2 separate regions of the Homo sapiens genome follow, and region 2 is linked to region 1. The links are chromatin loops, found by intact Hi-C in ENCODE. Cell type or tissue: dorsolateral prefrontal cortex. All regions are shown on one strand. Region 1 overlaps PRDM12 (PR/SET domain 12). Region 2 overlaps ASS1 (argininosuccinate synthase 1).

Region 1 (2,500 bases):
TGCATGGGAGGGGGGAATGCAGGGGCCACCGGAGGCATTGGGAGCCTAATGGTGGGGTGTCAAAGGAGAAGCGAGGTTCCAGTGGGAGGAGAACCAAAGGTGACTTCCCCCACTGGCCTGAGGGAGTGAACCCCAGATGGGGCCTGCAAGTGAACTCATCAGGTGTCCAACCCTGCCTGTGCCTCCATTTCCAGGGTCCAAGACAAATCACTCAAAGTAAGGGGGTCTTTAGGAGTACACCCCTGAAGTTCCAAGTGGGGCTGGGCTGTGTGTCCAAGTGTAAATTCCCAAGTGTCTGCAGGTGCACATGTGTGCACACGTGTGCTGGATGAAGATGCAGAGTTGTATCTGCGGGATGCCAGGAAACCACACACCCAGTGGGTTGGACGATGACACCCTCATGGCTGGTGTATGCTGGAGCACAGGTGTGAACTCACACTCCCCTGCACGCACCTCCTTCCTGGAGAGGAGAGGTGAGACTGGCCCTATAGGAACCATGAAGCCCTCTGGCTTTAACTAGAGGTCTTCCTGCTCCCTGGTCTTCTTCAAGAGGGTCTGGAAATGGGTGCCCAGAACATTTGGAGAGTCTAGGCATTGGGAGGGCACTTGGTGGCCATTTTGGCCCATTCCCACTGGCTGCTTGAACTCCTTTGAGTTGGCCATTAAAATGAAAAAAAAAAAAAAAAGTAAATATTTGGGAGAAGTTACAAAATAAGGCACTGATGTTTGAGCCAGCTGGAAACCGGGAGAAATCTGCCTGGCCCCTTTCAAGATTTCCGGTTGCTTTGCACTGTGGCCCATCTCACTGAGCTCTGACATCCCAGTTGTGACAGAGAGAATTTTCCTGTACACACCAGTAAGTGGAACAACGCTTACCCGCCCCTTTCCAGCTTCTAGACACTTTCTATATTTCCTTCCTACAGATAAAAGTGTCCACCCATTCAGATGCTAAATGATAAATGTTCCAAGTAATTTTTATTTTAGAATACAAGAGAGGTACAAATGTATTTACAGTTGTACATATACAATCAAATAATAATATATTACAGTTTTGTAAATATCATTTTAGATAAATATTTACAAGGTTAAAGTGACCATCTTCTGGAAGTAGAACGCAGTTTCTTGAAAACTCTATACATTTTATACTTTTCATTAATATTATAGTTTATTTTACAAAACGCCCTACGGGAATCCTGGTAAATGACTGCAAAGTGTGAGAGGCGACACCAGAGGGCGCGCACGGCCCGAATTTGAGGAAACGGGCAGGGACCGAGGGAAGTGTGGGCAGACTGGGCGGAATTCCCGGGACTGGGCACAGCTCGGAAGCGCTTCGTGGCCACAGAAGCCACCTTAACCTCTCGGGCAGCGGTTCCAGTCTTGCCCTCCTCTCGCTGGAGTGTGTGTGTTGGAAGGGGCTGGGGGTATATTTCGCCTTCCCAGGCACGATGTCACAGCTGAAGGGGAGGGGGCATTGGTCCAACTCCTTCATTTTACAGATGGGGAAACTGAGGCCCAAAGAGGTGCAGGGTCTTGCTCGGGGTCCCACAGAGGATTTCCATTGTGCCTCCACTCTCAACGTGCCTGGTGCACTGCAAAGAGCTCCTTCCTCATCCGTCCCCAGGAGCCAGGTTTGGGGGTAAGCTGGCCTAAAGGAGAGAAGGGCCCAGAAGATGCATCTCTCCGGGTCTCTTCCCGCTGCCGATGGACCCCAGTAGCCCGCACATGTCAAGGTTGCGTAAGGACTCCCGACACTTCAGGACACCAGTCCCAGGGGCCGGAAGAGGAGATGGCGCCCCCACAACCCCCGCGCCCGACCACACCCGGACAAGGAGGTCGCCCTCCCTTCATTCCGAAGCACAGGACTCTCGGTGGCGGAGGAGGGGACTCCCCTTCCTCTGCTGAGGGGCCCTCGGGGGCTCTAAGTCCGCTCTCCTGCCACCCACGAGGGGGATGCCGGCCTGGGCGCCCGGCTCTACAGCAGCAGGGAGACTCGGGGGCGAGGCCAGGCAGGGGGACCCCCTCCCAGAGGAGGCGGCCGAACAGCCGCACCAGCTGCGTGGCCTGGGTGAGGGACGCCGCCCTCAGTGTCCTCATCTGCGACACGGGCCAAGGCGGGGGTGCCTGAGATCCGCCTCCGGGGCGCAACCCCAGCGCGCGGGGCTCCGCGGCGGCGCCGGGCCGGGGGTTGGGGCTGGAGGGCGAGTCGCGCTGCGGGGCCGGGGTGCCGGGGACCCAGGAGCGCGCGGGGCCCGGCGGGGGCGCGGGCGCGCTCACAGCACCATGGCCGGCAGGTGGTGCGCGGCGGCGGCGGCGGCGGCGGCGGCGGCGGCGGCGAGCGCGGGCGCGTGCGCGTGCGGGGCGGGCAGCGCGGGCGAGTGTGCCTGCAGCGCGGTGCTGGGCGGCCGGTGCCGCGCGCTCTTCTGGTGGGCGCGCAGGCCGGCCAGCTGCGAGTAGGCGCTCTGGCACACCTGGCACTTGTAGGGGCGCTCGCCCGTGTGCA
Region 2 (2,500 bases), 220 kb after region 1:
CCAGCACCAGGGCAGCTCCTGGCAGCTTTCCGGGGAGAAGGAGGATGTAGTGTCTCACACACGAGTGTCCGCATGCTGATATTTGTGCACACGTGTGTAAACATGCATGTAAACACGGTCCCACTGGGACTGGGGGGCCTGGGGTCTCCCATCTGCCCTGGGGCACCCATACAGATGGTGCCATTTACAAAACTCTCGCTCCCCGGCTAGAGTCTCAGAATCATATTTCCAGGCCCCTCTTCCAAAACTAGGGGGAGAGAGGAGCCCCGCAAGGGCCACCCCAGCTTCGGTGCAGCTCTCTGGGTGGGCAGGGGTGGGGCTGGCAGCAGGGCATGGGAGGGGAGAGTGCGGCTCAATTTCTGCACCAGGTGCTGTCTGGACGGGGTGCTGGGAAGGGAGGCTGCCTCCGCCTCTGCCTTCAGGGCTGGGCTCAGGCGGTTCCAGCAAACAGGATGCCCTTCCCCCTCACATCCCAGGCCAATCCGTTGTCCCCCCAACATTTCACTGTCACCTTCCCTGAGCCCAAAGACCCGAAAGCCTCCACCTGGCCCGTCCCCCGTGATGGCGCCCGGGGCAGTGCTGGGTGGATACTCATGGGATGGTGGTGCTGGGTGGTTACTCAGGGGGTAAATGCCTGAAGGCTGGACCAGCACCTCCAAGGCCTTGGATTCCCCTCGCTCCCAGCCTTCCTGGTTCTCCACTCATACCCCCAGTTCTCGGAAATTGTCTCCAGAGGCTGTTGGGGGTTTCCTGGGTACTGTCATAAAGGGACACTGAGGCGCAGAAGTACGCCTTGCCTGTCAACCCCAGGAAAGAGGTGGCTGTGCCAGGTAGCACCTACTCCCCGGCATCCCCGGAGTCCGTCCCTGTTGGGTCTTCTGAGTGTGAATGCAGGGACGCCCCCAAGTCCCGAGCGGCCATAGCACTAGCTTGGGGGGCGTTCTCCTCAGAACCACGCCCTGCAGGTCCAGGATGGGGAACAGAGGACCCCGGTGGTGCCGCCACCTCCTCCCGCCTTTGTCGGCCCCCAAGGCCTCAAACCCAAGCCTCTGGCGCCCTCTGGTGGCCACATGGAGGAGGGGCGCACACGGCTGCGGGAGGCTGTTGCAGGCTAAATGTGGGCTGGTCCGGGGTGGGGGTCTCCGCATGGACCCGGGAACTGCCTGAGCCAGAGCCGACCCACCCATACTCACCCACCCACCCATGCACTCCACCAGACCTGAATGCCGCCCTACTGAACCTTAATGGTACCGTTGGAAAGACCTGAGGGCAGGACCCCTCCCAGAATTCTGATCCCCTGCCCTCGGCTTGTATGCCTTCTGGGATAGGAAGCTCACGATCCAGCTCTTTCCATTAAGGCAGATGGGTCGGGAGCTTTTTTTTTTGTTTGGGACAGAGTCTCGCTGTGTCGCCCAGTCCTGATCCTCTGGGTTCTCCTCCTCTGCCACCACCTTTGCACAGATGGCAGCATACACACGGTCCTGCCCAACAGCTCAGGCCCGCCCAAACCTCCTTGCCTGGTTTCCTACCATCCCATCATCCACAGCTGGAGTGACAGTAAAAACCAAGGCCGCAGTCTGTGAGAAGCTCTCCCCTGTCTCTTCCCCAGCATCTCGCTGGGGTAGTCACTGGCCACCTCCATCCAACCTGAGACCTCCTTCCACCCACTAATCAGTTGCCCTCAGGATGAAGCCAAACCTCCCAGCATGGCCTCAGCCCAGTCCTGGCCCTATTGCCTCCCCCACAGCAATAGCTCCTGCTCCACAGCCCCAGACAGACTGTCCTTCAGGGCCTCTTGGCTCTAAGCCTTTCCACAGGCTGTTCCCTCTGCCTCTCACACTCTTCCATGCCATTATTCACTCCTCTAGACTCATCCTCAGCCCCTGCCTGCTGCTCCCGCAGTTCCCTGGCACAGACCCCTGGCCCCACTCCCATTCCTCATCACACATCCATTTTCTCTTCTCTTGCCAGGAAATGGGCTCTCTGAAGGTACGCAATGAGCCCAAGAAGTTAGCACTGTGCCAATGCCAGCAAGCACCCAACTCCCAGCAGATACCCAGTGCAAGCTTGCTGAACCAGTGCTCCGGTGAAGAAATGAACACTTGGACTTTCAAAGACATGACAGGTGCCATCCTGGTGGGTGGCTGTCTCCCAGGCCACCCTCAAATCAACCGCGTCTCCTCCATCATCATCTTAGCTGTGTGTGTCCCTGCACCACAGTGAGCCAGGACCTCCCACAGTGAGCCAGGACTTCCCACCATCAGCACCCTGACCAGCCCGGGCAGGCGAGGTAGTGAGCTCCCCGTCACTGGGGAGTTTCCGAGCCTTCTGACTGTGGGGTTGGTAAACAGTCAATTCCTGTACCAGGCTCTTGGCATGCTGTCCGCTGACTGAGAGCTCATGACTTGGGTCTTTATAAAAACATCGGCTGACAGTTGCCAACATTGTCAGGAATCTGGTTTCTCAAGGACTGCCTTCCGAAGAGCAGCAGGCAGGGGGC

What was found. Peaks named below come from ENCODE experiments on the same cell type or tissue, not always from the same donor. Only the 100,000 strongest peaks of a DNase experiment are listed, where the experiment ranks them.
Region 2: it touches region 1 in a loop (9-fold over the local background); 105 of 110 quality-filtered maps call a loop at or near these places.

Annotation. Positions count from the first base shown.
Region 1 is chr9:130,681,440-130,683,939 of GRCh38, reverse strand. It overlaps PRDM12 (PR/SET domain 12), which reads right to left. Exons shown (of 5, transcript NM_021619.3): 5 at 957-2,500. The coding sequence ends at 2,271. Among named protein-coding and RNA genes, the nearest start is that of EXOSC2, 11 kb to the left of the region's middle. RefSeq lists enhancers at 1,608-1,777, 1,823-2,498 and a silencer at 1,928-2,167. In dorsolateral prefrontal cortex, CTCF peaks have their summits at 1,008 and 1,208 (motif pointing right); DNase peaks (open chromatin) are centred at 1,259 and 1,721; H3K4me3 peaks cover 1,244 bases; H3K27ac peaks cover 971 bases.
Region 2 is chr9:130,459,907-130,462,406 of GRCh38, reverse strand. The region is part of intron 4 of ASS1 (argininosuccinate synthase 1); the gene reads right to left. Among named protein-coding and RNA genes, the nearest start is that of ASS1, 16 kb to the right of the region's middle. RefSeq lists enhancers at 795-844, 925-1,014. In dorsolateral prefrontal cortex, CTCF peaks have their summits at 851 and 1,062 (motif pointing left); a DNase peak (open chromatin) is centred at 1,056; H3K4me3 peaks cover 363 bases.